6 separate regions of the Homo sapiens genome follow, and all the other regions are linked to region 6. The links are chromatin loops, found by intact Hi-C in ENCODE. Cell type or tissue: GM12878. All regions are shown on one strand. Region 1 has its middle 54 kb from the start of SOCS1. Region 2 overlaps CLEC16A (C-type lectin domain containing 16A). Region 3 overlaps CLEC16A (C-type lectin domain containing 16A). Region 4 overlaps CLEC16A (C-type lectin domain containing 16A). Region 5 overlaps LOC105371082 (a long non-coding RNA gene). Region 6 overlaps LOC105371082 (a long non-coding RNA gene).

What was found. Hi-C counts contacts between places; a loop is a spot of excess contacts. Peaks named below come from ENCODE experiments on the same cell type or tissue, not always from the same donor. Only the 100,000 strongest peaks of a DNase experiment are listed, where the experiment ranks them.
Region 1: a loop joins it to region 6, with 10 times the contacts of the local background. A loop is called at or near these places in 2 of 110 quality-filtered maps.
Region 2: it touches region 6 in a loop (5-fold over the local background); 2 of 110 quality-filtered maps call a loop at or near these places.
Region 3: a loop joins it to region 6, with 3 times the contacts of the local background. A loop is called at or near these places in 4 of 110 quality-filtered maps.
Region 4: a loop joins it to region 6, with 2.3 times the contacts of the local background. A loop is called at or near these places in 5 of 110 quality-filtered maps.
Region 5: it touches region 6 in a loop (5-fold over the local background); 14 of 110 quality-filtered maps call a loop at or near these places.

The regions. Positions count from the first base shown.
Region 1 is chr16:11,199,606-11,204,605 of GRCh38, forward strand. No RefSeq gene overlaps it. Among named protein-coding and RNA genes, the nearest start is that of SOCS1, 54 kb to the right of the region's middle. RefSeq lists enhancers at 1,659-2,858, 2,851-3,647, 3,681-3,760. In GM12878, a CTCF peak has its summit at 3,114 (motif pointing left); DNase peaks (open chromatin) are centred at 3,186 and 3,773; H3K4me3 peaks cover 392 bases; H3K27ac peaks cover 3,050 bases.
Region 2 is chr16:11,179,094-11,184,093 of GRCh38, forward strand. It overlaps CLEC16A (C-type lectin domain containing 16A), which reads left to right. Exons shown (of 24, transcript NM_015226.3): 24 at 1-3,093. Among named protein-coding and RNA genes, the nearest start is that of SOCS1, 75 kb to the right of the region's middle. RefSeq lists enhancers at 1,615-1,774, 2,531-3,416, 3,417-4,303, 4,269-4,398. In GM12878, a CTCF peak has its summit at 4,196 (motif pointing left); DNase peaks (open chromatin) are centred at 1,591, 2,908 and 4,218; H3K27ac peaks cover 3,807 bases.
Region 3 is chr16:11,075,913-11,080,912 of GRCh38, forward strand. The region is part of intron 19 of CLEC16A (C-type lectin domain containing 16A); the gene reads left to right. Among named protein-coding and RNA genes, the nearest start is that of CLEC16A, 130 kb to the left of the region's middle. In GM12878, no CTCF peak of the experiment used is centred here; DNase peaks (open chromatin) are centred at 679, 2,299 and 3,837; H3K27ac peaks cover 3,829 bases.
Region 4 is chr16:11,098,307-11,103,306 of GRCh38, forward strand. All of the region lies in intron 19 of CLEC16A (C-type lectin domain containing 16A), which reads left to right. Among named protein-coding and RNA genes, the nearest start is that of SOCS1, 160 kb to the right of the region's middle. RefSeq lists an enhancer at 2,244-2,353. In GM12878, a CTCF peak has its summit at 2,026; DNase peaks (open chromatin) are centred at 1,757 and 2,185; H3K27ac peaks cover 1,886 bases.
Region 5 is chr16:11,295,465-11,300,464 of GRCh38, forward strand. The region is part of intron 1 of LOC105371082 (a long non-coding RNA gene); the gene reads left to right. Among named protein-coding and RNA genes, the nearest start is that of MIR548H2, 8.6 kb to the right of the region's middle. RefSeq lists enhancers at 2,019-2,198, 2,330-3,013, 3,467-3,516. In GM12878, a CTCF peak has its summit at 2,416; DNase peaks (open chromatin) are centred at 1,580, 1,815, 2,287 and 3,577; H3K4me3 peaks cover 917 bases; H3K27ac peaks cover 3,524 bases.
Region 6 is chr16:11,354,956-11,359,955 of GRCh38, forward strand. The region is part of intron 1 of LOC105371082 (a long non-coding RNA gene); the gene reads left to right. Among named protein-coding and RNA genes, the nearest start is that of RMI2, 12 kb to the left of the region's middle. RefSeq lists enhancers at 1-148, 326-475. In GM12878, CTCF peaks have their summits at 24 and 1,918 (motif pointing left); DNase peaks (open chromatin) are centred at 306, 1,203 and 1,884; H3K4me3 peaks cover 1,244 bases; H3K27ac peaks cover 1,440 bases.

The sequences.
Region 1 (5,000 bases), 160 kb before region 6:
AAAATTAGCCAGGCATGGTGGCACGCACCTGTGGTCCCAGCTACTCAGGAGGCTGAAGCAGAAGGGTCACTTGAGCCCAGGAGGTTGAGGCTGCAGTGAGCTGTGATTGTGCCACTGTACTCCAGCCTGGACAACAGAGCAAGACCCTGTCTCTAAAAATTAAATAAATAATTGCAATTTATTTATTTATTTATTTATTTTATTTTATTTTATTTTTGAGATGGAGTCTCACTTTGTCACCAATCTTGCTTCACCACAATCTCCGCCTCCCAGGTTTAAGCATTTCTCTGCCTGAGCCTCCCGAGTAGCTGGGATTACAGGTACGTGCCACCACACCCGGCAAATGTGTGTATTTTTAATAGAGACAGGGTTTCACCATCTTGGCCAGGCTGGTCTTGAACTCCTGACCTCATGATCCACCTGCCTTGGCCTCCCAAAGTGCCGGGATTACAGGCGTGAGCCACCACTCCCGGCCACAAATGTTTTTAAAAAGCTCAAAAGAGACCAGGCACAGTGGCTCACGCCTGTAATCCCGGCACTTTGGGAGGCTGAGGCAGGCGGATCACCTGAGGTCAGGAGTTCAAAACCAGCCTGGCCATCATGGCAAAACCCCATCTCTACTAAAAATACAAAAAATTAGCCAGGCACAGTGGTGCACATCTGTAATCCCAGCTACTCGAGAGGCTGAAGTACAAGAATCCCTTTGAGCCTAGGAGGCGGAGATTGCAGTGAGCCGAGATCACGCCACTGCACTCCAACCTGGGTGACAGAGCGAGACTCTGTCTCAAAAATAAAAAAAGTGAAAAATAAAAAGCTCAAAGAAAAGCAAATTCAGGGGTCACTAATAAAAATGGAACTCAAGGTGGAAGGGTGGGGTGGGGAAGGGGAAAGGGACTCAGACTGGCCTTGATCCCTGGTCATGACTTTCGTGGGAGCAGGAACAGAAACCCCAGTATGAAGGCAGGACCCTGAAGGGCTTCCCCCATCCCATGGGAAGGTACATCACCCTCTGCCCAGCCTAGGAACAGCCCGAGATTGGATAGCGGGAAGTCTAAGAAATTGAAAGTCTGAGCCTGGGAGTGTGGGGGTGGGGCAGGGCAGGGGAGACTGAGGTCTGGGTTGATTCTACTCTGGGTTGCTGGAATCTCATGCCGGGAATTCAGTGTGAATGCAGGTCCCCAGCTGGTGAAATCCCTGGAGTATTACTCAAACTCAACGCATCCCTTTTGGGAAACGTCTCGTCCTGAGGGGTGTGGGAGCCCAAACGTGCACAGGCACACGCAGCAAATCTCCCCGCTGAAGATGAGCTCACAATAAAGCTTAGAAACCACCAGAAAAATCCACCACACGGGAGAATCCACAGACAGAGCATCAGGCACAGCAGGTCCATCTGGGTGGTCTGTGCTGGAGTGGCTTATAGATCTGATGTCAATATGAAATCGCAGCTCTGTGGCTGCAAAACCCCCTTCCCGTTTACACCCCCAAATCCTCAGTCACCACCGCTTCTCACAAATGCCTCATGGGAGCATGAGTTTTGTTTTGAGGGATACAGGGAAGAACTGACATTTCTGCTGGGGTCCACGGGATTGAGGAGCAGAGGGAGCCCATGTGCAGAGGTGGGACTATAGGAAATCCGGTCCAGTTCCGTACATTTGGGAGACTGGGGCTGGAGAGGCTGTGAGGATGTGAGTCCTTGGAAATTAGAGATCTGCAGGGGAAGGCTTGGCTTTCCACAGGGGATGGAACTCAGGTTTGGGGGCTCTTACTTAGCCTAAAGAGACACTCGACTCTCCCAGGGTCAAGGGGAGGAAGCCTGTGCTGGACCCAGGTGGTGAGCTGAGGTCCCTGCTCTCGTGGGGTGAGGCTGGCCTGGGTAACTTTTACCTGGCCACGTGGCTACAGGAACACAGAAGGGGAGGCACAGCTTTGGGGGACGGTGACTTTTTTTTCTAGAGACAGCAGCAGGTCTGGATTTGAATCCGGACTCCACAGGGCGTTACTGAGTTTTCCCATGCCTCAGTTTTCCTCTCCATGTAATGGGGGTAATAATAGCTCTTCCTCCAGGGCACTGAGAGGACTGAATGAGAAAACCCACTTGACAAGGCAGCTGGCCCAGAGGACAGGCTGGGCGAATGGTCATGGAGTTTATTACTAATGAATGAAGGGCCGGACCCACAGATGAGTCACACAAGTGAGCCACTGATCGATCTGATAACAATGAATGGACAAATGAAAGAAATGAATCAATGAATGAAATGCTCAGGGCCTGCCTCCCAGCACCACAGAGAGGGGACCTGGCCCTGGGGAGGGGAAGGAGGGCAGGAGAGGCCCACCCCCTGAGTCAGCTTCCAGCAGCTCCAGCTCAGAAAAAGTTCAGCGGCCAGGTGACGGACACATGGCGCACACCTGTGACGCCCCCCTTAATCACTCCCCCACATCGTGCCAAGGGGATCGAAGGATTCCCCTGAGTCATCTTCCTGCAGGCCAGCCTGCAGCTCCTGCAGCTCCCGGTTCCTCCCCCTGGCCCGGCAGAGGGTGATTAAGGGCTTTTTGGGGGAAATGACAGTTAAAAGACTCAGCAAGGAGTGTCCAGCCTGGCGAGTCAGGGGCTGTGGGCAGGACTCAGGAAGGGCCCCCTGGCCCCTTCCTGGCCTCAGAGGGAGCCTCGTCCGAGTGGCAGGGCTTGCTGATCCTTGAAGTGGGAGAGGGATAGCCCCATCCACCACAATAAGTAATAGGAATGACAATGAAAAGTTTGTTGGGCCAAATTCTGTGCCCAGGGCTGCTCGTTTGTTTCTTCATTTAGTCCTCAGCTCCCTACCGAAGGCAGCCGTCTGCTGAAACCATAAGAAATTGCTGATTGCCTGTCTGATCTTGACCCACAAAAATGGCAATCTCATGTGTCATTCGATCTAATAGTCCCATTATTCCTATTTTGCAGAAAATCACGGCTCAGAGAGGCTGAGCAGCCTGCAAAGGAGAGCCAGGGATGCTGCCACCCAAGCCTGGGAGAGCCTTGGGGTGCCCAGGCTTGGGGCTGAGGGAGGCTCCTGGTCTGGGAACAGAAGTGCCCAGGGGACACTAGAGCAGAGCTAGGCTGCACCTGCCCCCTGGGGGAAGGGAGGTGGGGCCAACACTGGGGACGCAGGGCTCCCTCCTGGCGATCCCCAGGCTGGGGGAATTTGGTGCTGGGGATTTTGAGCAGTTAGAGGCTGGGTAGGGGCTTTCTTGCCTTCTGGCTGGGGCCCCGTGGGAGTGGGGGAGTTGGGGCTGCATCCATCTGTCCATCCATCCAGGGAGTCTCTCCAGTGGTGGCCGTCACTGGGGCCGTCTGCAGAGCCTCTCTGGGGCATTAATTTAACATGCAAAGGGGAACCCAGGGAGAGGGCAGTGCTGAACCCAGAGGGAGGGGGTGGGTGATGGTGGCATTTTGGGCAGACTTCAGTATGGTTTTCTCCCCAGAGAGTGTCTTTCTAGAACGTCTTTCTAGACTCCTGGGACACTGGTGTAATTGGCCTGTGAGGCCAACCAGCCCCAGATGTTTCTGGGAATTTGGAGACCTGCCCCCTGCAAGGGACTCAGATGCTTTCCGTGGAAGGGGCCAGGGAGGGGAAGAGGCACCAAGGTCTCACTGAACCGTCGTGGTCACTCTGAACATTCATGCCACTTGGCATGAGCCCTTCACTCTCCAGACTGTAAAATCAATACCTGGCCCAAATAGCAACAACAAAGAGCAACAATACCCCTTACCCCATCCACGTGGCACCTCCTGTCTGTCTCCAGGGCGCTGCGCTTCATTAAGCACCACACACCCAAGAGCTCAAGGGAGTCTCATGACTAGGCATCTGCAGGGGCTCCTCTGTTTCTCATCTTTCAGGAAACCAAGGAAAAACAGAGAGGTTGAGTAACTTGTCCAGAGTCACACAGCTCTAAGAAGTAGAGTCACCTACTCCAGAGGCCAAGGCAGGAGGATCAGTTGAGCCCAGGAGTTCGAGGTCAGCCTGGGCAACATAGTGAGACCCCCATCTCTTTAAACACAAAAAAGTGGAGTCAGAAACCAAACCGAAGGACTCTGGACCCTTGTACTCTTGGCTGCACACATCTTACCCTCCTGAAGAAATGTTTGCTGAGATTACAGACTTGGTTAAATTCATGACAGTCCATCTATGCCATGGGGCCATTAAAATAGTGATTTGGAGGCCAGGCGAGGTGGCTCACACCTGTAATCCCAGCACTTTGGGAGGCTAAGGCAGGCAGATCATCTGAGGTCAGGATTTCAAGACCAGCATGGCCAACATGGTGAAACCCTGTCTCTGCTAAACACACAAAAATTAGGCGGGCATAGGCCGGGCGCGGTGGCTCACGCCTGTAATCCCAGAACTTTGGGATGCTGAGGTGGGCGGACCACAAGGTCAGGAGATTGAGACCATCCTGGCTAACACGGTGAAACCCCATCTCTACTAAAAATACAAAAAATTAGCCCAGCGTGGTGGCAGGCACCTGTGGTCCCAGCTACTGGGGAGGCTGAGGCAGGAGAATGGCGTGAACTCGGGAGGTAGAGCTTGCAGTGAGCTGAGACTGCACCACTGCACTCCAGCCTGGGCGACAGAGCAAGACCCCATCTCAAAAAAAAAAAAAAACAGGCGTGGTGGTACATGCCTGTAATCCCAGCTACTGAGGAGGCTGAGGCAGGAGGATCGCTTGAACCCGGGAGACAGAGGTTGCAGTGAGCCACCACTGCACTCCAGCCTGGGCGACAGAATGAGACTCCATCTCAAAATAAAATAAATAAAATAAAATGGTGATTTGGAGTATTGCTTCCCTGGGAAAATGCTCATGGTATGTGTATCCTTAGAGGAAAAAGCAAGTTGTAAGAGTTTGGAAACCATAACCCCATTTTGTTCATTCAAAAATTATTTGCATAGAAAAATGACCAGAAAACAGTTACAAATTACAATGTTGGCAACGATGATGCTGAGGAGGAAGAGCAGGGGCCCATG
Region 2 (5,000 bases), 180 kb before region 6:
TAGAAAAGCAGACTTAGATAAACATCTCCTTTGGATATTTATTTCCGCTTTTGGCAGCAGGTGAACATTTATTTTTAAAACTTCTATTTAAAAGAAGTCCAAAAACATCAACACTAAGGTTTGATGTCATGTGAAAAGTGTAATAATAACAGTTAAGATTTCATGATCATTTTCACTGGACCTTTCCTGATATTTTGTTTCAGAGTTCTTAGTGTGGCTTTTTCCATTTATTTAAGTGATTCTTTGTTACTCACTAACTCTGCAAGCCTGTGGAATAATGAAGTACCTTCCTGGAAAGTTTGGATTATTTTTTAAACAAAAACAAGGGAGATACATGTATTCTCAGGTACACACAGAGCTGAGAGGGCTGAATGGTTTTCTGCTATAGCAGCCGAGAGGCCTCCCATCATGGAAAGATTTCTCCAGGAAAAGGAGGAATGTAGCCAGCTCCCCACTCAGGACGCTTCCTCATTTCTCTTCACCAAAACCAAACAGAGACAGCTTCCAGCACCTTCTTCAGTGTTACCATCTCTAAGAAGGAACCAGTTGGGACCGTGAAGACTCCCGACCCTGTGGCCATGATGGAAATCAAAGGAAGACACCCTCTACGTCACCTGCCCTCGACTGTGTGTGCCCACATGTGCCGAGAGATGGCCCAGAGCCAGTTCCCCTCCAGCTGCAAGGGCATGGTGTCCCCAGAGCTCTGAGTCTGTCACTCTCCCTCTGCTACTGCTGCTGATCTGAATATGGAAACCCCATGGTTCCCTTCCCCATTCGGACTGGGTGTGTACAAGCAAGGACCCAGATGCATCAGACACAGCCCCCAAGATGTTCCTTTCTACTCGGCCAGCTCGGGAGCCAGACACAGCACTCACAGCCCAGGCCGTGATCCACCCTCCCCAAGTCCACCAGGGCCAGCGGCCCCTCACCTCTCTGGTCACTGGTGAGACCTTCCACAACTTTCCTCCAGACCTGCCAGCAGATGTGCCCACCAGGGGCATTAGGTATCCGCCGGAGCCTGGCCATAGGGTAGTCTCGGGAGCCGCGCTGAGATCTTTTGCCACCTGCATTTTAGAAGAACATGGTCTCTGTCTCCTCGGCCCAGCCAGCTGTCCCGGCAAGGCCTGCCGAGGGCAGTTTTCAACCTCATGAAGGAAACACAGTCCTGCCAAGGAGGGGGAGTGGCGCCCATGGGGACAGGCCTCAGTCCTTAGAAGCCCTCTGGGTAGCTGTGCCCACCCAGCCTTCATGGCTGCAGGTACAAGGACCTTTGCTTCCATAGAGAAAACGCACAGCTCAGAAAGGGGGCCACATGGGCAGAAACCCAAAGGAAGGACAAACCACGACCACCGTGGCCATCTGCAGAATCCCTGGAAGAGAAGGAAGGCAGGGTGGAGCGGGGGGAAGACCATCATGGAGAGAAGGACCACAGCATCAGGAGACGGGACACGCCACACCCAGCAGGCAGCCTGTGTGTTGCTTAATTTTTTAAGAGCAAGAGGGGTAGAGAGGATCAAGCTGGCCCTGGCTGGAGATGGCTAGCCCCTGAGACATGCACTTCTGGTTTTGAAATGACTCTGTCTGTGGGGCAGCAGAAACTAGAGAAGGCAAGTGGCTGCCCCACCCCAAGGCGTGACCAGGAGGAACAGCCTGCAGCTCACTCCATGCCACACGGGTGGGCCACCAGCCTGCTGTCAGAAGTCTCTGGGCTCCAACTGGTCTTGTAACCACTGAGCACTGAAGGAGAGAGGTCTTGGTCAGGGCTGGACAGCATGCCCGGGAGGACCAGCAGAGGATTAAAGGTGACTGGGAGGACCAGCGGAGGATAAAAGACACTGCTCAGGGCAGGGCTTCTACCCTGCATCCCTGGCCAAGAAAAGGGCAGTCCCCATGTGGGCTTGCAGGGTCACTCTCAGGGGCCTCTTTCAGCTGGGGCTGGCAACTTGCGTCTGGGGGACACCTCCAGGTGTGTGGGGTGAGGATTTCCTATAACCAGGGCTCCCAGAAGCTTTGCTTATGTAAGGAGGTCTGGGAGCCAGCCCATTGGAGGCCACCAGCCATTTTGGCTTCAAAGGACCCCACCTCACCCAGGTCTCAGCGGCAGTGGGCACAGCTATGTCTTCAGGAGCTCCCGTCAAACCTCATAGCTGGGGCGCTCCCAGACAGGCCAGTCCAGACAGGACACGCTGGGCCCCTGGCATCCAGAGGAAGAGCCAGGAGTGTGGGAAGGCCCACAGTGGGGGCTGTGGCTTCTGACACTCAGGTCATAGCCTCAGAGGTCTGAGGTCAGCCCCCACAGACCCATCCGGCCCGCCCCCCAAGTCCCTGCAGAGAGCACTTAGAGTTATGGCCCAGGCCCTGGTCCACCCTTCCCCTGTGCACCTCCGGCTGGGTTTGCCAAGTCAGGGAGCAGGGCTGGCCGCAGGAACTCCCAAACCTTGGCTTTGAATATTGTTGTGGAGGTGTGCTCGTCCCTTTCTGGACGTGCAAGGTACCTGTCCCAGCAGGTCAGATGGGGCCAGCTGAGGCGCTCCCCCAGGCAGGAAGGGCCAGCCTTCACCATCGCGTGGGATTGGGAGGAGGGGCCTCCGTGAGCAGCCCCTCCTCTGCCGCTGTCCCAGCCCAGTCCCTCTCCCGGAGCCTTGGCAGCCTCCCACAACCCAGACACTTGCGTTCACAAGCAACCTAAGGGGCAGGTGAAGAAGCGCAGCCCTGCCAGACGCGCTAGATTCCTCTAAGGTCTCTGAGATGCACCGTTTTTTAAAAAGGCGTGGGGTGAACTGATTTTGATCTTCTTGTCTAGATGCAATAAATAAATCTGAAGCATTTAATGTAGTCATCTTGACATTGGGCCTACACTGTACGAGTTCCTTATGTTTCCTTGAGCTAAAAATATGTAAATAATTTTTGTCCCAGTGAGAACCGAGGGTTAGAAAACCTCGATGCCTCTGAGCCTCGGGACCGCTCTAGGGAAGTACCTGCTTTCGCCAGCATGACTCATGCTTCGTGGGTACTGAACACGAGGGTGGAAATGAAAACTGGAACTTCCTTGTAAATTTAAACTTGGCAATAAAAGAGAAAAAAAGTTACCAAGAATGTAGCGTGCTGCTCCTGGGGGCTGTGGCAGGAGGCCGTGGCCTGGCACAGGGGAAGGTTCCCAGCCAATGACCCCTCATCCCGGCGCAGCTGCTTGGCAGGGGTGTGGTGGCTGGAGCCCCTCCCTCTCCCTCCTCCCCGCACCAGGTTCCCTCCCATCCCCAGGTTCCTAAGAGGTTGTCGGGGCTCATACAACCCGGGAATAACTGCTAAGGGGCAGTTGGCACCATCAGGAAATGTCCCCGCCCTACCCCTGCCGGGTACAGGGAGCGTGGTCCACATTCTGCATCTTTTCCCTGTTGGGCAGGTGGCTGCCCATCCAAGCCTCAGGCTCTGCATCTGTGGATTTGGACAGCCAAGCCCTACCTCGCAGGACAAGCGTAGCGAGCAGCGTCATTGTTGCCAGGCTGGGCCGAGGGAAGCAGGAAGGCTCCCCACCGAGGACAGAGGTGAAGTGCGGGGGTGGACATGACTCGGAAACACCAACGTCCACCAGCGTGAAACCCTGAAATCCCTGGAAACAGGATCACAGGTTCTCAAAATCTCACCATCCAGCTTAAACCCTACCCAGAAATGGCAGGGAACTTCTGGGTCTTGAGAGGATAACCAAGTTGAGTCGAGAAAGAATGAACAAGGGACCCCCTTCCCCCACCGCATGCCAAGGGTTGGGGTTATGCCAACAGAAGGAGGAAGCCACTGCCCAGGGCAGAGCTGCCCTCCCATGCCCCCGCCTCACCCGGGTCTCAGGCCTCGTGGGCATTTACATGTCTGAGACCCGCTGGGTGACAGCTCCTCCCTCCTTGCATTCCCAGCCCAGGTTCAAACCCAGGGGTCGCCTGGGGCTGGTTGAGAGGCTGGGGCCACTTCTCTGGTGCCCCCAGAGCATGTCTGTATATCCCCTGCTCTGCGGTTGGAAGTGGCCTGCGTATACCGGCTGCTGTCAGTGTTTTCCCCAGGGCCTCGGGAGGGTTCCCCTCGGTAGCCATGAAGCGAAGCCTCGCAGGGTCCAGTGATTATGCCCAACAGGCCCAGAGCGTCCTGACTCTAGCCGGAGGGCGGGGCCAGCAAGGGCAGGTGGTAGTGACCTGCCTGCGGGTGACCTCTAGGGGAAGACCGATTGCCGGCCAGCCAGCTGCTGGAAACCCCCTTCCCCCACGTCCTACTGCTCTGTGGCACTTCATGGCGTTGGGAAAAAACCCTTAACGTCTAAAGAGCTTTTCTCCAAAGGAAAGTTGGTTCTGAATCACCCATGGGGTGAAGGGGCTTCCTGGGGATTCACTTAAGGCTGCCCGATGGGCAGTGTGAAGCTTCCCTTCCCTCCACAGGCCCCGGGGCTGCTGGCCCTGCTCCAGCCCTGGGTCTACCTGCCCCACTTAGAGACCAGCCACCTGGGCTCCCAGGCCGTGCGCCTGCCTTGGGGCCCAGCCTGCTCTGCAGGTCCCTGCAGTCCTGACACTGCCTGGCTCAGTCTGACTTCCTCCCAGAGGGCAGCACGTGCCCCCTGAACACATGCCTGCCGCCTGCCTGTCACCTCCACTGACGCTTCCTTGCCCTTTTTTTTTTTTTTTTTTTTTTGAGACGGGGTCTTGCTATGTTGCTCAGGCCGGAGTGCACTGGTGTGGTCCCAGCTCGCTGCAGCCTACATCTCCCAGACTCAAGCAAACCTCCCAACTCAGTCTCCTGAGTAGCTGGGCCTACAGGCAAGTGCCACCACACCTGGCTTTGCTTCCTTGACTCTTGGTTTGCCCTTTAAATTCAATTTTTTTAAGAGGAAGACTTTTCGCTGGAAACAGAAAACCAGCACCACTGCAGCATTCATTTCCTAGGGCCGCCATGACAAATGATCACAAACAGGGCAGCTTAAAACAGTAGATATTTACTCTCCCACAGTTCTGCAGGCCAGT
Region 3 (5,000 bases), 280 kb before region 6:
CTGTCAAGAAATGATCACTCTAGTTATTCAGCCAAACCTTGGAATATCCTTGTTTCTTCTCATCCCTGTGACCAAGCTCTTAGCAAATCCTGCCAGCTTAAGCATCACATAGATAGAGAACCCAGCTCCGTCTCACTGCCTTTAGCTCCCCTGCAGCTGGTGGGGATTCTAGAAAACTGGGACTAGGGGGTCAGCTTCCTCCTCTGCCCTTTCCACACCAACAGCCAGTAGAATCCTTTTAAATAGACGTCAGACCCTTCAGTGGTCCTGGCTTCCCATTGTGGTGTCAGCTCACTGTGCCATGTGTGCCCCCCATCTGCTCCTCACTGTGCTAGCCCAGTCATACGGAGCTCAAGAGATTTCCCCCTTGGGCCACCGGCTTCAGGGTGCCCCAAAACCCCCACTCTGCCCCACAGGGCTGCCAAAGCCAGCCTCCTTGACAACATCTGGCTGACGGGGAGGGGAGGGCAGTAAGAGCCGCCACAGAAAACAGGAATTCATGGGGGGAGTGGGGTTGAGGATTAACGTTGAGTTTCAAGACATCCCTCGCTCCAGCCCACTCTGTGAGCTGTCTGGGGCTCCGCCTACACACAGCTCCTCACCCTGAAGCTGCTGGGTTCCCCTGCATCACACGCCCACCTTCCCCAGTGAACCCAGCCACCAGATTTGACACAGGATCCGGTGATTGCTCAGGCCTCAGGAGGGGAGGGTTGCCTTCTGGCCCTGATATCTGATCAACCACAGAACACCCAAAACAAATCTCTGAACCAGTGACAGACAGCGCGACCTTTAAGGAAGGTGTAAGTCAGGAGAAGGCCATCTCTCCTATACATCACCTCTCCCAGCCCAGGAAGCTGGCCTGCCAATTGCCCCAGAGTCTGGCCCAGCCACTGACCAGGTCCACCCTGCCCTCAGCCAATGCACACTCTCCAGCCCACCCCAGGGCCTGCTGGGGAGATCAGGAATCGAAGAATGGAGCAGCACTTCCTCCCACCCTCTTGTAGGAGGGAGATGGGTTCTATTCAGATTAGGCAGAAACGCTGAAAAGTATTGTGACCTTGAATCCTAAATCCCCGTTAAAGTTGAGGCTTAGGAAGCACCTGAAATCACAAGGACTGATCATTAGAATCTATTTAAAAACAAAGAGCAGGGCCGGGCACAGTGGCTTAGGCCTGTAATCCCAGGACTTTGGGAGGCTGAGGCGGGAGGATCACTTGAGCCTAGGAGTTCAAGACCAGCCGAGGCAACATGGAGAGACCTTTTCTCTACTAAAAAGGTCGGGCGTGGTGGCTCATTCCTGTAATCCCAGCACTTTGGGAGGCTGAGGCGAGCGGATTGCCTGAAGTCAGGAGTTGGAGACCAATCTGATTGACATGGTGAAACCCTGTCTCTCCTAAAAATACAAAAAAATTAGCCGGATGTGGTGGCATGCGCCTGTAATCCCAGTTACACCGGAGACTGAGGCAGGGGAATTGCTTGAACCAGGGAGGTGGAGGTTACAGTGAGCCAAGATTGTGCCACTGCACTCCAGCCTGGGTGACAGAGTGAGACTCTGTCTCAAAAAAAAAAAAAAAAAAGAAAGAAAAGAAAAAACATTAGCCAGGCGTAGTGGCGTGTGCCTGTAGTTTCAGCTACTTGGGAGGTTGAGGCGGGAGGATCACTTGAAACCTGGGGAGATTGAGGCTGTAGTGAGCTGTGATCGAGCCACTGCACTTCAGCCTAGGGGACAACGTGAGACCCTGTCAAAAACAAAAAGAGCAAAATCCTGATTTAAGACTTAAGAACTCTGGTGGAGGGTGTGAGGGGTCTCTGTATTGCTGGTGACCAGCACAATGCGTGGTGCTGCAGGCGGCCTGGACAGATTTTTCAAATGAATGTCAAATGTTGTTCATACTTCTAAACTTTTAAGAAATGTACAGAATATGGCTAGGCGCGGTGGCTCATGCCGGTAATCCCAGCACTTTGGGAGGCTGAGGCAGGCGGATCACTTGAGGCTAGGAGTTATGACTAGCCTGGCCAACATGGTGAAACTCCATCTCTACAAAAAAAAACGTGTGTGTGTGTGTGTGTGTGTGTGTGTGTGTGTGTGTGTGTGTGTTTAGAGAAATGTACAGAATACTGAGCTTGGGACATGTAAAAGCATAAATTTTCATTTTTACTTTGACCTGCCTGAAAATAGAAGTGAAAATGTGTTTGCCACAGGGGAACCGCTCTAGGGGCATCTGATTTGCTCCTAGGCCAGGCCAGGACAGAGCTGTGACCAAGCGTGAGGGTGGGTGGTGCGAAGGCCCTGTGGTTTCTGGCCCAGCAGGACTTTGAAAACAATCTGTACCCAGACCTCACTCCAGAAGGTTCTGAGTCACTGGCTCCGGGGTGGGGCCCTGACATCTATATTTTCAAATGCTCCCTAAAGGATTCCATTGCATAGCCAGTGTTGAGAACCATGGGATTAGACAGAGTGAGGAATGTTCTGGAACTCAGCACTCAGTGTCTGCTTTGCTGCTTTCCATGAATTCTAGTTCCCTCTAGGAACTCTCCTTGCCCACCTGCTAATCAGCCAGAGGCCATCAGGAAGGCTGGCTTTGGTAGCATGGTACAGCAGTCACATCTCTCTAAGTTCCAAAGTCAGTTTCTCAGGTGGAAACCACCTGCCGTCCCAGTCACCCTCACAGATCCCTCATGGGTGAATGACATTTCTCAATGAGGAGTGGGTCCGGCACAGCCAGTCTGAACTGCAGGGCTGCAGTAGACCCCGTCGTTGAGCAGGTTTTAGAGGAAGAGGTTGGCCATGTCAGATGAAATCCTGGTTTCTTTACCAGGGAGAATCATGCTGGGCACTTTGAGGGGCGCTCAAGGGATAGGCAGGAAGAGCCAAGCCCATGAGGGAGGCAGATTCCCATCTGCCCCTAAGGTTCCCTCATGGGTCTGGCAGCCCGAGAGGCCTGTGGTATTTAAGCTGTTTACGCTTCTCTCCCTCTCCTCTCCACTTTCCTGCATCCGTGTAGTTGAGTTTGTGGAAGTTAAGCTTGCATACAGTGTGCCTCTACCTGACTTGAAGACAAATCACTTGCCCTCTCGAGCCTTGGGCACCTGTCTTGAGAGGAAGGGCCTGCGTAATAGGTTGGGCCTCCTGGATGCTCCCCAGCCCTGCAGCCCTGCAGCCCCACACACAGCTACATGTGTGCTCAGAAGGTAGCTGAACCCATTCTGTGCTTGGCCTTGTGTATAATCACTTGCATGGGCTAGGCAGGAGATTCCCTTGCAGAACTTGAAACTCCCTGCAGCACTGAAACTCCAGCCATCCCTATCTCTTGTGGTTGTTCTGAACCAGTGCCAGTCTTGGAAATGGCCTGTTTTGTTTCAGGCAGTCATAAAAATGCCTTAGGAGTAGAGACTGTCCAGGCCAGAGTCAGCCAGCCAGACCATGGAGGCTCAGAAGTTGTTGGGGCTGAGCTGGCCTCCCCCAGTCCTCACAACTTTTTAGTCATTTGCTAATAATTAAGAGCCAAAAGTTCTCATCCCATCTTCCCTCCAGCCTTTGGACTGACTGGGATGCCACCATTTTTTATACAAGGTTCAAGGTGAGATAGACTTTCTTTCCTTTTCCTTCCAAATTCTCATGTAGAAAAGCCGCATGCAACTTCCTGGTTTTTCAACTTGGCACATCCACATTATCTTTTTGCATTTATCTTTTTTTTACTACCTATACCCTGGCCTTTGAATTTTATAATACACTTTGCATTTTTCTAAATGCAGTTGGGGTTTTCCAGAGCTGTGCAAAGCCAGGAAATATGCATGTCATTTAAATGACTCCGGTTAACCTTTAGCCTTTAACTGGTTTCTCATAAAACTCGACTCTCTCCCAGCTATGGTTTGCATTCTTCAGAGCAGCAAAACTGATGAACATCTACAGCTTTCACTGTTCCCTGCTGGGCCCCCTTCCCTTTGCTGCCTCCAGTCTGATGAGCCATGCTGGCAGACTCTGGGAAATGTGAGTCCCAAGCAGTGTCTAGCAGAAGGTTCCAGACTAGATTGATGCAGCCCCTGTTGCCACTTCCTGAGGTCTCCCAGGGCCCCTGGCTTCAGCGGCTTCCCTTCCTATCATGGCATCTTGTTCCTATCATAGCACAGTAACCATAATAGATCCCATCTGTTTCCCACCAGAAACACAAGATCCAGACTGCAGATTGCACACTTGACTGTAGACAGGGACTCTGAGTGTTTCCTCACCCACTCCCGTGCGCGTCCATCCATCATTTGCTGAATGGTAGGCACTGTGCTAGCCACCAGAAACACAAGGACAGGACAGAGCCCTCCTCCCTTCAGGCATCTAGCACAGTGATGCACTTCAGCAGGTGGGTGCAGGTGCTCTGCTGGAAACTGCAGGATCAAGAAGAATACAGAGTAGTTGGGCCCTTGCTGGGGGTGGGTGGGTAAACAGGGACAAGAATTGCTTCTGGGCGTCCGAGCCTTTGAGCCAAGGGTTGTTCTGAGCCAGTGTGAAGCAGCAGACAACCTGGGGAAGGGCCTTCCAGGCAGAGGGGGCATCTGCAGTGAAGACACACAGGTATGTTTGGCTACCAGGTCAGTAGCCCGTGTCTGGAACATTGGGCGGTCCATTCGTTTCATATGGCTGCTGCTACACATTTCTACAACACCCAGTTATTCTCTTACAGCTCTGGAGGTTAGAAGTCTGCCACGGGTCTCACTGGGCTAAAGTCTAGGTGTTGGTCCTTCCCGAAATCTCTGGGGAGAATCTGTTTTCTTGCCTTTTCTGGATTCTAAAGGTCGCCTGTGCTTTGGCTTATGGCCCCTCCCTCCATTCTCAAAGCCAGCAGTGGCAGGATGAGTCCTTCTCACACTGCATCACTCTCACCTCCTCGTCTGCCTCACTCTTTCACTTTTAGAACCCCTTCTGATTAGATTGGGCCTGTCCAGGTAATCCAAGATAAGCTCCCCCAGCTCAGGCTCTTTGATTCAGTCACACCCATGAAATCCCT
Region 4 (5,000 bases), 260 kb before region 6:
GTACTGAGAATGCGTGCCTGTGCACGCCGAGGATGCAGAAAGGGACAGGGGACCAAGTGGCAGGTAGCCTTTTCTTCTAAACTGCTACCAGGTATTTGCATCCCAGCCTGTTTAGTGTTGCTGCTGAGTCCCCTCCACCTTCAAGAACTGTCAGCCTCTTCAGTAAGGAGACGTGGGGTCCCAGCTGTGGCTTCCTAAGAGCTGAGCGTGAGGGCGTTAGTGTGGCCATCCATAATGGTATTTGGGATCTGACAAGTCTCCAAACCACTTGTCCATAGACCCTCCAGGGCCCTGCACCCTGAGAACCAGCCTGGTGGGGCTGGAGTCCTAAAATCTGCACTTTGTCCCAGTACCGGGTGCCCCAGGCTGCCAATGGGCCTCCCTTCGAGGAACCCTGGATCTCTCCCAAGACGCTGTGTGTGAGCTTCAGCCTTTCCAGTTGCCTGCACATTCTCGCCCAAGTGCTGTGTGTGGGAGTAACTTTTCAACTCCTTCGTTCAAGAGCCTTTCCCACCCCTCCACTGGGCCCAGTCCTATGTGGGGGCCAGGACAGAGAGATGCCCAGGCAGTGAGCAGGTCAGACCCTGCTCATCCTCAGAGGCCAGGGTGGAGGGAGGCAGGTGACCCATGAGGAATCCCTTCCAGCAGTGAGACCTGTGGCACCCCATGCCCATTGATCATACCTACTTGCTCTGTGACACGGAGAGACAGCTGTGTGGGAATGGGCTTTCTGTGTGCTCTGCAGAGAGCGTGGCGGCTAAGGTGAGGCATGGGAGTCATAACCCCCAGGCTGAGTGAGCCAAGAGTGCATGTGGCCAGAGCGCCCCATTCCTTCCAGGTCAGGGAGCTCCAAGGCCCTGGGCCAGGCTGCTTCATGCCACCCGGGTTTGCCAGGACAGGTCATTCTCATGCACGGCTCATCGGCAGACGTGGAGCAGAGCTGTTTCCCACGGTCCCACACAGTGGACAGGGTCTCGTTTTCTTCCCTCTAACCCTTCGCTGTCCAACACGGTAGCCACTTGTGGCTGTCTAAATCTACATTAATGAAAATTAAGGTTAAATAAAATTAAACATTTCTGTTCCACTGTCACACCACATTTCAAGTGCTCAGTCGTGGATAGCAAGACAACGGAAAAAGGATATTTAATTGTATTTAATTTTAATTGAAATGCAAATAGCCACATGTGTGGTGGCTCTGTACTAGACAGCATGGTCGTAGGACATTTCCATCAATGCAGAAAGTCCTTTTGGGCAGCAGCGCTGTCTAGCAGGTGGGGTAAAATCAGGAAACAAGAAAGGCAAGGGTTTGGAGTCTTTCAGGATCCCAGCTCCGTCACTTTCTAGTGTGTGGCTGCATGCTGTCAACTCTGCTGGGGCCCAGGCGTCCTCGTCTGGAACTGAAAGCCCAGATTTGTGTGGCTACCTCCTCACCCAGGTGCGAGGACGGGGCAAAGTGAGGATGGTAACAGTAACAGAGGTGTGGACTGGGCACTTGCTCTCTGCTTTCATTCTTCCCTGCCTGGGACCCACGTGCTGTTTTCACCCCTGTTTACAGATGGGAAAGTAGAGGCCCAGAGCCTGTGCTGTGTTTAAGTGTCCAGCATGTGGCAGGAAGCAGAGACAGTGGGGATTGTGATTCTTACCTATCTAGCCAGAGTTGCACCTGGGGTTTGGAGGCACGGCTGACTGGGTACACAGGCTCTACACCCCTGCCAACTGTCTGACCACGGTGGCTCTGCCTATGACACACTTATTTACTATTGGACAGCCTGACTAGCTCTTTTCTTAACTTTTGCCTAAAAAAAATTCAATCCATGGCTTCCTAGCTCTGAACTTGCCTCTGTGCATCAAGCTGAAGAAGGTGCAGGAGTTTCAGAGCCAGTCATTCCTTAACAGGGAGGTAAGACTGCGGGGGACTCAGCAATTTGGAGCCTGGGCTTTCTCACCACCTATCATGCCCTCCTACGGTCCTGCCAAAATCTCCTGTCTCTCTTTCACCTTTCCCTTTCTCCGCCTGCTGGTGGATTTCCTCTGCCAAGAAATTAGCAAGAGCAGCTGAAGGCGGTGATGCACACGGCCCGGCCAAAGTGAAGTCACCCCTGCTCCTGCTGTGAAAGCTGCTGATCTCTTTCTTAGCACAGGCAGCCAAATGTGGTTTACCCTTCTGGTCCAGATTTCACTAACTTAGTGTGGCCCAGAGAATCTTTTTACAAGATTGGGGTTTGGTTTCAAGCACATGGAGGGACTTGGACCTGACTCACTTGGGCATTTCCTGCTTGGGGTCCTGGGAATTGACCTCCCGGAAGATAACATTAGCAGCACAACCTCAAGTCAGTTACTGACCCTCTCAGGGTCTCAGCTTTCTCATGTGTAATGTGCAGATAATGGTACTGCCTGGGCTGGGTGGTTTTGAGTGCTTAGCTCAGTGTCAGATGCTTATTAAATATTACACTGTAACTGTTAGTATCTGAAATTAGCATGGGTATATGTTTGCAAGTGGCTGGAACTTTTGAAGAGTTTATTTGCAGGGTTTGCAGATGAACTTTTAAACAAAGTCTGTAACGGGTTGAATATACCTTTCCATTGTGCTGGTACAGTTTATACTCACAGATTTCTTTCAGTTACTGCTTTATGGTCTGTCTGTTGAGACTGTGGCTGCGTGAGGGCCAGACCTTCATTTTCAGCCCTGCAGCCCTAGTACCTGGGACTGTGCTTGGCCCATAGTAGATACACAGTAACTGTTTGATGAATTAATAAATAAAGGAACAAATGTCATGTTATTTTTTCTTAATATGCTTAGTAAACTCTTTGTTCGTGTTATATTTTAAGTTCCAGTCCAGGTCTTCATTATAAGCTTCCAATTAAGGGCCTGAGTTACATTTCACTGAATAATGATAGGCAAAAACCTTCAGTTCTCGCAGTGATCTTCCTAGTGTCCCCAGTTCCTGGGCAACTATTTATAGTCCTAGGTGTGGCTTTAATAAGCCACCCTTGTTGATGGGTCCCCACCCTCCGCAGCCTCACCCCCAACAGTCCTCACTGCCCTCTTCCTCATATCCCAGCCCCAACAAAGGACAGGAGTTTCCCAAACTCACCATGTTCCCTCCTGCCTCTGGCCCATGGTACATGCCCCTTCCCTGCATGTCCTTGACTGTCGCACTCTGCGTGTCACACTCTGCGTGTCTTGTTCATTCTGTTTTCTCCCTACTGGGCTGTGAGGTCCTACAGAGCAGGGACTGAGCCTTTTATCTTGTCTCTCCAACACCTTGGATGTCCAAGGTAGGCATCCCTCCTCTCCACAGACGTCTAGTGAGCACATACCGTGTGCCTGGCCATGAGCAGTGAACAAAAATGACAAAAATCCTTGCCCTCATAGAACTAATGTTCTAGAAGATACTCCATAAAAGTTTCTTGAATGAATGGAGCTCCCTTTTTTATTTTGCCCTTCATGAATTTCATAAGTAGTTCGTGTACAAGTTCATTTTTTTCTTTTCTTTTCTTTTCTTTTTTTTTTGAAACAGGGTATCCTTCTGTTGCCCAAGTTGGAGTGCAGTGATGCAATTATGGTCACTGTAGCTTTGACCTCCCTAGGCTCAAGTGATCCTCCCACCTCAGCCCCCCGAGTAGCTGGGACCACAGGTGCACACCACCACATCCAGATAATTTTTGCTTTTTTTTTTTTTTTTTGTAGGGACACGGTCTTGCCATGTTGCCTAGGCTGGTCTCAAACTCTTGGGCTTGAGCAATCTGCCTACCTCAGCCTCCCAAAGTGTTGGGATTATAGGTGTGAGCCACCGCACCTAGTTCATTTTTAAAAGAATTAAAAACTCAGAGGGAAAAATAGTTTGAGATTCTCCATTTTTACCATGGCTGAAACGTAGTTTAAATAAGGCCATCTGATTGGGGGTGTGGTATTGTATTACACACAGCTGTGCTGATAAGATTGCGTTTCACTTAAATCACATGCTTCCAGAATGTTGCTCTGCTGCCCAAAGTTTATTAGTAATCAGTTTGAACACAAAAGATTAAAAACGTAAAGCAGGGAATTTGGTTTGTGAGGTATACGCTTTTGTTTAAGTCCAAAGGTACAGCTTGTCTCCACCAGAGGTCTCCTATATTTTACTGTTAATGTTTGAAGTATATTGAATTCCCACAAGCTAATTAAAAATCAGACTGCTGTGCCGGTAAGCATTCACTCTGTGAACTAATTTCTGCCAAACGGCTATAAATGTGTCCCCTGGTATGAAATTTAGACATTCTTTCCCATCAGAAAAGAGGCATGTGGTTTAGTCCCAACCGCTTCATTTGAGTGACAAGGAAGCTGAGGTCCACCTGGAAAGGTCGGTTGCCCTGACTGAGGCCACACAGCCTAGTAAGTGGCCCCACTGGGCATCAGACCCAGGCCCCTTCTCCATCTCAGCTCAGTGTTCTCCCCACCAAATCCTGCTGGTTCTTGCTGGGTGGAACTCAGAGAGCTGCTGTTACTCCTAAGTGCCAGGCACTATCCTAGCACCTTACAAACATCATTGAGTTTTCATAGTAACACTATAGGGACAGTATTGTTAATATCACCTCTATTTGCTGATGAGGTACCTGAGGGCCAGAGGGGAGACGGCAACAAGCCGAGGTCCCACACTGGTAAGGGGCAGAGCTCAGTCTAAAGCAGCAGGCGGCCTGGTCCTCACTGTGCCTTCACCACAAGGCTGAACTGTCCCTGGAGGCTGAAACTCAGGGACAGACACAGAGGGAGGGCCTGAGAGATGGGCAAGCGAATGCTCCCCGGACCTTCTGGCGGAAATGAGGTGAAGAGCCTCAAACCCCAGAGGTTTGGTGGAAAATGGGAGGCTAGTGCTGGGCCCACAAGGGTCAGATCCAAGAATATGCTGGGGAGGAGCCAGCAGTCCCCCCAGAGAGGCCCAGTGGCGCTGCTCTCCACCTCTGCTTGGCCCATTGCTGGGCTTCTTTCAAGATCAATTTAAAACATTACCTCCTGACTGGGC
Region 5 (5,000 bases), 59 kb before region 6:
AAGTGGTTCTCATGCCTCAGCCTCCTAAATTGCTGGGACTACAGACATGCACCACCACGCCCAGCTAATTTTTGTGTTTTTAGTAGAGATGGAGTTTGGCCATGTTGGCCAGGCTGGTCTCGAACTCCTGACCTCAAGTGATCCACCCACATCAGCTTCTCGAAGTGCTGGGATTAGAGATGTGAGCCACCATGCCTGGCCTTCATTCCCTCTTGATGGACACTTGGGCTGTTTCCAATTTTCTGCCATTATAAACAGTGCTGCTGTGGCTAGAATTTCTCTGGAATATATTCAGTGGACTAGCAGTTCTCAAATTTTAGCATGCACCAGAATCACCTAGAGGGCTGGTAAAGACACAAGGTTCAATCTAGAATCCCACGTTGCATTTACGCTACTACTTTTTCTGTTTTTTCCTCTTAAAAATTAAAAAACAAAAAATAGAAACGGGTTCTCACCATGTTTCCCAGGCTGGTCTCAAACTCCTGGGCTCAAGCAATCCTTCCACCTCAGCCTCCCAAAGTGCTGGGATTATAGGCGTGGACCACCATGACCAGCCCTATTCCTTTTTAAATTAATAGTAATAATAAGCAAACCTGGAAAAGACCCCACACGTCCAGAGGTGTTCAGGTGAGGAGTCGGGGGAAGGATCATGAGACAGGATCAGCGTCTTGACCCAGACTTGCTTGGGCCCTGCAAGGACCTGTGGGACCTCTGGGCCCCTCTCACCTCCAGACAGGGCGGCTCCTCCCCACACCCAGCTGGGTGGAGTGGGTGACCTATCTATACTGCTGGCCCTGTGGGCCCTGTAATTAGAGAGATCTACTGGAGTTCAGCATCTCTATGACCTAGGAGAGTCCCTACAAAGAGTCTCAGGCTTCCCCTCTGTGGAGGAGTCCAGGGTGGGGGTGAGAGGCTCTGAGGGGCTGCACTCAGAACCTGGGTCTTTCATTTATTTGGCAAATCTTAAATGTCCCAAGTATTCACCAAGCCTTGTGCTGGTGCTGGGGGGACAGCAGAGAGCCTGACACTCCCAGGGGGCTCCTCATCAAAGGGGAGGCCTACAGTAAACAAATAATTACACAAATAAATATAGAAAATGAACTGTCACTTGGGGAGGCGTGGGTCTTGGAGTGGGGTTTTGAGGTGTGAATAGGAGTTCACAAAGCCTCAGAGGAAGGGGAAGGACTACGTTATTCATAAAAATCTCACTGGAAATGAAAAACACTTTGAGGGTTCCGCTGTCTGTTGTCAGACTACCCAAATACCATTGCCAGGAAATTCCAGCAGGCCCACACAGCAGAGCGGTCCAGGGCCAAATAACTTCAAAAAGTAAAATTAGAAAAGCCTCTCTGAAAAGTAGCTGTACACCTAAAGTCTATGTTTAATGTGGCCCATAGATGTGTTTTGTAGGTTTGCTCTGATGTGGATTGGGGTCCCCCAAGCAGTTGTACCAGTCACACCTCTGAGCTCCTAAAGCAGCTCTGGCAGCCAGGCAGGAAAACCATGGGCAGTTTCTTATAAAGTTAAACATTCACCTACGCTGAGACCCAGCAGTCCCACTCTCAGGTATTTACCCAAGAGCAAAGAAAGCATGTGCCCATCAAGATCTGTGCACAGATATTCATAGGAGCTCTGCTCCTAATAATCCCAAACTGGGAAACGTCCCAAATATCCATCAACAGTGAGAATGGATAAACAAATTGAGGTACCTCCATACAATGGGACACTGCTCCCCAATAAAACATTGCAAACCATTGCACACACCACGTCATGCACCGCTCTCGCACGTGTTGTGTTGTGTGAAACAAACCAGACAAGAAGGGACGCATCCCAAGTGACTGATTGGTTTATGTACAGTTTAAGAACAGGCAAATCTCACTGCTATTTATAGATGGCACAGCAGTGGTTACCTCTGCTAGTGGGGCCGGGGGTCGCTTGTGTACTGGGAAGGGGCTCCAGGGAACCTTCTGGAGGCTGAGGGTGCCCTTGATCCTGATTTGAGTGGTGACTATATAGGTATAAAAAATGATCAAGCTGGACACTTAAAGTCAACATAGTTTATGCACTTTCACGTGTAAACATTATTCCTTAAGAAAATAAAAACAGCACCAGTGGCTCCCCCCTTCCCTGCAGACTCCCCCGACACCACCACCTCCTTCTTCGCCTTGCATCGGTACGATAAGGCACTTGCTTGACGGGAAAGAGAAACTCAGCTGCCAGCTGGGGTTCATTTGCACTTTCCCCCGCCTGGTCTGCGGTCTGGCTGTGCAGCTAGCCGCTCTGACGGGGAGGAGGGGCCCAAAGCCACTGCCTGCCGCCTGGGCAGGGGAGAGGGGCACGTGAGGCTCATGGCAGAGGCACAGCCAGCTTCTTGCATGTGCCCTCCCCGGGGAATGTCTGCAGAGCCCAAGACTGCCACGCCGTGGGCACAGCCCTGGCAACAAACAGCCACTTACCCAGTCACCATGCTCTACTTCTCAGCTGCAGCCCCACGGCCTGGACTCGCTTGCCCAGGCCCCCCAGCCACAAATCCTGGGCCCCTCCCTGAAACCTCCAGACACAAACTCACTTCAGGCTGGGGCCTTGGTTTCCCCATCTGGAAAAGGGGTGAAAAGCCCCATCTTTCCAGTGTAGCAGTCGAGGCATTTGCAGCAGGTGTTTGTGCTCAGTGTATCGATGTAGGAGGCTCTCAAAAAGGATGTAGAAAACATGAATAGTTATGAGTCCTGTTTTAATAAAATTAGAATAAAAAATAAAAGCCAGGCAAGGTGTTGTGCGCCTATAATCCCAGCTACTCATGAGGCTGAGGCGGGAGGATCACTTGAGCCCAGTTCAAGCCCAGCCTGGGCAGCATGATGAAACCCAATCTCTACACAAAATACAAAACATAGCTGAGCGTACTCCCTAGCTACTAGGGAAGCTGAGGTGGGAAGATTGCTTGAGCCCATGAGTTTGAGGCTGCAGTAAGCTTTGATCACACAAGTGCACTCTAGCCTGGGTTACAAAAAATAAAATAGGCCAGGCACAGCGGCTCACAGCTATAATCCCAGCTCTTTGTGAGGCTGAGGTGGGAGGATCACTTAAGCTCAGGAGTTTGAGACCAGTCTGGGCAACACAGCAAGACCCCATCTCTACAAAAAAATTTTTAAAAAATTAGCTAGGCATGGTGGCGTGTGCCTGTAGTCCCAGATACTCAGGAGCTTGAGGTGGAAGGATCACTGGAGCCCAGGAGTTCAAGGCTGCAGTGAGCTATGATTGCACCATTGCACTCCAGCCTGGGTGACAGAAAGACCCTGTCTTTAAAAAACAAACAAACAAACAAAAAGAGTGAAAGATAAACAAATAATTAAATTTAAAAATAAATAGAACTAGAAGAGGAAGCCCAAACTATTTCTGAATGTGTTCATCTGAGAAGAGGGCAAAATGTAAAATACACACCAATTGTTTCACCATTATTTTCCCCCGAAGTTCGGATTAAAGAAAGGGAGGGGATTAGCGCTTCAACACACCTCCCTTTGTCCTGGGTGTCGTGCTTCAGCATGTGTGGATGGTAGCTTTGTGGTTAAAAAAAAAAAAGAAGAAGAAATGAGAGCAAAAAGTACTTTGAGAACTCTTTGTAGCTGTCACGTCCCCAGACCCTGTGGTGAGAACCTCCAGGGACACCTGTGAACATGCATGTTCCCAGGCCCAGCCTCAGGGGTCTGCACGTTTAAGAAATGGATGCACTTGTCTAATGATGAGGGCAATGGTGCCGGACACTGCCCACGTGTCTGCTCTCTAGGACAAGCCCTTGAGACAAGTATCATTATCCCGTTTAAAGACGAGAAAACTGGCAGGGTGTGGTGGCTCACTCCTGTAATCCCAGCACTTTGGGAGGCCGAGGTGGGTGGATCACCTGAGGTCAGGAGTTCAAGACCAGACTGGCCAACATGGTGAAACCTTGTCTCTACTAAAAATACAAAGATTAGCCAGGCGTGGTGGCGCACACCTGTAATTCCAGCTACTCAGGAGGCTGAGGCGGGAGAATCGCTTGAACCCAGGAGGCAGAAGTTGCAGTGAGCTGAGATCATGCCACTGCACTCCAGCCTGGGCCACAGCATGACTCCGTCTCAAAAAATAATAATAATAACACAAAATAATAAAGATGAGGAGACTGAGGCCAGCATGGCTTTGATTCTGGCGTGAGAGTCCACAGTCTGGAAGTATCTGATTTGGCACTCCTATCCCTGAAGGCCCCACTTTACAGGTGGACCAACTGAAGCTGAGGGAGATGACCAGACTTATCCAAGGTCAGGGCCAATGAGGGGCACTCAGGTCTGAGGTTCCCTTCATTTCCCCCAGGGGAACCTGGTGAAAGTAAGCCATGGATTCACCCCCAGACTCTTCTCTTGTGCCCTGAAACCTGATTTCTCTAAGACCCACAGCCTAGGAAGGCTGGGCCAGGGTGAGCCTGGATAGCTGCTTCCCCCGCCATTCCCCCACCCACCCCAGGCCAGCAGGCAGTCATTTCTTGTTTTCTGCCACCGCTGGGTGTTCTGCTCTGACGAGGAGGCCCCAGGTAAACAGTAAGGCTGCCTGAACATGCACTGCTGGCTCGACCTTCCCCAGGCCCCCCAGCCACAAATCCTGGGCCCCTCCCTGAAACCTCCAAACACAAGACCCAGTTTTGCATCAAATGAGTCTGCAGAGGGAGGGAAAGGAAGCTGCCTGTGGAGTCAGGTGGAACCTGGTCAGGTGTGTTTGTGTCTCTGAGCCTCAGTTTCCTCATTTGGACACAGAGCTGGTAAGATCAGCCTTGTAGATTCTATGTAAGGATTAGAAACATCACCAGGGTAGGGCCTGGCACATGTGCTGAGAGGCCGGAGGGTGGTGGTTCTAGCAGGGGGTCTGGAGCCCAGTGCTTGGTTTAAGTCCCAGCATAGGACTTAACTTCCCTCTGTCCACCCAGGTCACACTCAGAGGATATCTGCTGAGCACCTATGGTATACCAGGCACTGTGC
Region 6 (5,000 bases):
TGGCTTATCAGCAAGCGCCCCCCGCCAGACAGTGGAGGCTGTGCTGGGGCAGAGCTGCTTCCCCTTTGACATTGGCTTTTTTCTAAAACCGAAAATAAGCAACCGTGGCTGTGACTTCACTTTTCTTGGAACTGCTTTACATTACCCCCCAAATGGAGAAAACCCTCATTTAGCAGCTTTTGGATTGCCAAGTTCTCTAATTCTTTCTGTTGCATATTCTTGTAATGCTCAAGTTTTACTGACAAAGTCTTCTGCATCAGGTGAAGCAGGAGGAGGAAGGAATGACCATGTGAAGTAACTGAGCGCTTTGTTGCCTGGCCTGTGGGTGTGTGGTTTCATGGTTGAGGAGAAAAAGCACCTGGAAGACACAGTGTGTGTAGAATGCCTTCCAGTTCCAAGGGTGACAACCCTGCGATCTGCTGGCCAGCAGATGGGCTAGGGCTGCTGTTGCTAAACATCAGGCTACAGCCGAAACTTACAGAGCAGCTGCCTGCTTCAAGGACAAGGGGAAAAATGCATTTTCAGTCATAATGACCTACATTTAGCAGATATTTCGGAGCCCGTGCGAAAGGACATCTTCAAAGGGCCTCTTCCTCCTTGTGATAAGGGAGACAGTGATGTTAGTCAAACGTGGGGCCCAGTCCTGGTCCTGCCCGTTCCTGTCTGACTTTGGCCTTGGAAGTCTGTGAAGCCGAGACAATTCATCCTTCAAAGGGTGGTACCGGGTAAGTTCTTGGGAATGGAATCCCAAGATCCACTCCTGAGAGTGGATCTTTGTAGACAGGCACATACGTTGTTCTGAAATCATCTGTTGCTATCTCTGTCCCTGTTGGAGGCGCTTCCAGTGACGTCGTGATTGTGTCCTACTTATCTCAGTATCCCTGCCCAGCATGGGGTCTTAGGTAACATACATGGGCAGTCGGTCAATGTTAGGACTGGCTGGGTTTTAGGCTAGAAGACAGAGGAAATATACAAGCAAAGGCACAGTGTCTTAAATTTACACTTGGCCCGCAGCAGTTTTCAGAAGAAAGGAGCCCCCTGCTTAGTAGCGCCTTTTGAATTGGGCCCCCTGTGTAGTTTATAGCAGGCCTGAGGGTGCTGGCTAGACTGTTGGGGAGTGCTCTTTAAGCACAGAGGAAAGATTTGGTAAAGACATAAAAGGGTGGAGGAAAAGGAGCGAGACAGCCGAGTCCAAAAAACGATTCATGTGGTTTGGGCAGAATCTGAAATGAGAGTCCTTTGAGATTGACTGAACGTCTCTTGATAAAGAAAGCAAGTTCAGCTGGGCGTGTTGGTTCATGCCTGAAATCCCAGCACTTTGGGAGGTTGAGGCGGGCAGATCACCTGGGGTCAGGAGTTCAAGACCAGCCTGGCCAACATGGTGAAACCCCATCTCTACTAAAAATACAAAAAATTAGCCGGGTGTGGTGATGTGTGTCTGTGGTCCCAGCTACTTGGGAGGCCGAGGCAGGAGAATCGCTTGAACCTGGGAGATGGAGGTTGCAGTGAGTAGAGATCGCGCCACTGCACTCCAGGCTGGGTGACAGAGAAAAACTCTGTCTCAATAAAATAAAATAAAATAAAAATAAAAGAATGCAAATTCAGCTAAGAGTTAAGTGCCAGGGCCTGTGCTGGAAGCCGTCTCATGAGTCGCTTCATTTTACTGTCCCAGTACGCCTGGGAGGTCTGTTTCCCATCCCCTTTCACAGCTGTGAAAACCGCAGCCACGGAGATGAAGTCCTTTTTCCAGGGGCATCTACCTGGCAGCCGAAGAGCCAGGTGGTGAACCAATAGGTGCCCCTTGTCGTTAAGGGCACTGTTGTTGTGGGTGGCCAGGACCAGGCCCTTCCCTAGGGCAGCTCTTCCCCAGGGCAGCTCTGGGAGCTGATGGTCTCTACACGGGCGCTGGCCCCCCCTGCTGGTCTATGCACAGAAAATGGGATGACAACCCGTCACCAGAAAACAAGGGCACAGAATGGAGCAAAGGAACAAAATGGGGCCATGAGAAACTTCACCCCTGTCTACCCAGGAGTTCTGCCCATTATGGCCAAGCCCAGGTGGGGGTGGGGAGAGTGCTGGATTTGGCAACCAGATGGGTTCTGAGGGGCTTGCAGTGGGGCCAGCCCCACTGTTCATTCAGTGGATGACCTTGGGTGGGTTATTTTCACTGCCCTTCTGATATCCATAGAGAAGGGATGACGTGGGGTCAGAGAGGTTAAATAATTCGTCTGCATGACTGTTAACTGGAATCTGGTGCTTCAAAGTTCACTTTAGTGGCCTTTCTGTCGCCAAGCACCTGCTGGGTTCCAGACTCTGGATACACGAGGTGAAGGAGACACGTGGCTGCCCCCTGTGTGCATGGTATCTTCTTGGACCTCCCATTCCTCCTTATCGTTCCTGTTTTAAGCCCGAGGAAGTCCTGTGCTTTTAAGAACTTGTGCGGTTAGATTGGGCTCACCTGGGTATCGAAGCTAATCTCCCCATCCCAATGCCCTGACTAATCCCATCTGCAAAGTCCCTTTTGCTACGTAAGGTGTATGATATTCAGAGGTTCTGGGGATTAGGGCGTGGACATCGTTGTGTGGGGAGGGACATTCTGCCTACTAGACCCCAAAGATGTGTGTTCATACCAAATACAAAATACATTCACCCTGCCCCAAGGTCTCATCCCATTATAACATCAACTGAAGAGTCCCAAATCTGCTCTCAATCTCGTCACCTAATCACCTCAATCTGGTGCTGCGGAGGCTTTGGGTATGACCCATCCTGAGCAGTTCGTCTCCCTCTGTGAACCTGGAACTCACTAAACCAGTTACCAGGCCCTAAAGTGCAGTGGGTGGCCACCTAGAGGAGCACAATCTAGTTCTGTCCCTGATCCAAGGGACCTGAGATGTAATATGGGCAAGAAAGAAAAGGAAGAAACAATGAGGCTGTACACCCAGAAATACCAAACTGCCTAGCCTCCCTTCCTCCTGCTCACACAGGACAGGGAAAGGAGTTTCTCCAAAGGGCCTGTCAGCACCGAATTCCACATCCTGTGAGCTTGGGAAGATGCCAAGCTACACGCTTTCCTCCAGCGGGTACTGCTCATTTTAGAAAGTGAGTCAGTCTGGGCGTGGTGGCTCACAGCCGTAGTCCCAGCACTTTGGGTGGCCGAGGCGGGTGGATCACCTGAAGCCAGGAATTTGTGACCAGCCTGGCCAACATGGCAAAACCCTGTCTCTACCAAAAATAGAAAAATTAGCCGGGCATGGTGGTGCACGCCTGTGGTCCCAGCTACTTGGGAGGCTGAGGCAGGAGAATCACTTGAACCCAGGAGGCGGAGGTTGCGGTGAGCCGAGATCGTTCCACTGCACTCCAGCCTGGGTGACAGAGTGCCACTGAGACTCCGTCTCAAGAGAAAAAAGAGTCAGCACCTGCCCTGGGGTCTTCCATCAGACAGCTGTGCATTACCTCAGGTGAAGGTTTTCCCAGAGCACAGCTGAGCTTGGTCATCCTGCATGTAGGACTCAGTGTTGTCAAAAGTAGTTGATTATCAGCTCCACCTGGGCTGTTTTTAACCTGGTCCCTACCCATATCTTTAATTAGGATCCACGTGCTGGGGGCTCAGGAAGTCTAAGCTTTTAGAAAGCTCTCCGGTGGGTCTCGTCATCAACCAGGCTTGGCAGCCACAGATCTACAGCTTCCTGGCCCAGAGATAGCTGGGCCACAGGAGGGGTCAGAGCTGCCCGTGGCACTGGTTGTGAACTGGTGAAGGCTTCCTCTGGTGGGGACCCTGGAGCCCTGAGTACCAGGACCAAGGGGTCCATGCATGCCCCAAGCTTCTGAGGAGGAGAAGAAAGGAAGGATGGAAAAAGCCCATGTGGAGGAACAGGGCTGCTCCACCTCTTGGACGTCCAGGGCCATCTTGATGCTGGGCCGTTGCAAGGTAGTGATATCAAGTTCCCTTTTTAAAAAGCCCGGTGGCTGGATGCAGTGGCTCACGCCTGTAATCCCAGCACTGTGGGAGGCCAAAGCGGGCAGATCACCTGAGGTCAGGAGTTCCAGACCAGCCTGGCCAACATGGTAAAACCCTGTCTCCACTAACAATACAAAAATAAGCTGGGTGTGGCGGTGGGTGCCTGTAGTCCCAGCTACTTGGGAGGCTGAGGCAGGAGAGTCGCTTGAACCCAGGAGGCGGAGCTTGCAGTGAGCTGAGATGGCGCCACTGCACTCCAGCCTGGGTGACAGAACGAGACTCCATCTCGGGGAAAAAAAAAAAAGTGAGCCCTTTTACAGAAAACTACTAAGTAAACAATAGTACAGTGGTACCTGAGTGACTGATGTTTGGGTACTTTTTCCTGATGTTCTAAAATAGAGCTGCACTGTCCAATGTGATTGTCACCAGCCTCATGGAGCTGTGGAGTACTTGGAGTGTGCTGGTGTGATAGACAGAGTGGCCAAACTTAGTAAATAAAAGTGTAGGGTGCCTCCCATTCCACCAGTGTGGGCTGTGCACAGTGACTTCCTTCCAGAATGGAAAGGGGGATGAAAGAGTAACTTTACGGTGGTGAAACCTGACAAACTGCCTCAGCCAGCTGGCCAAGGTTAACATCAAGTAATACATCACGTTAATAGCACACATGGGTAAGATGCCTGAGGCCCTGGGAGGCCAGGACTTAGAAGCCTCAAATTCCACAGCCAGTCCTCACCGCCCTCACGTGGCTCCTGCAGAGAGTAGGGACAGTGCCCTAAGGGGACTTTGGGAGTCTCATGTGACCACATGAGGTCTCTTGAAGGCCTGGAGAGGCATTTGCGGACATGGTGTCTTCCATAGGTATGACAGCCGGGGTTGGTGCTTGAGACCTCTGGTCAGAGCCTGTAATGCCACGTCATGAATTGCCACAAACTTAGCAGCTTAAAAAAACAAATGTATTAATATCTCACAGTTTCTGTGGGTCGGGGTCTGGTAGGGTGTTGTTAGGTTCTCTGCTCAGGACCTCTTCAGGCCAAAATCAAGG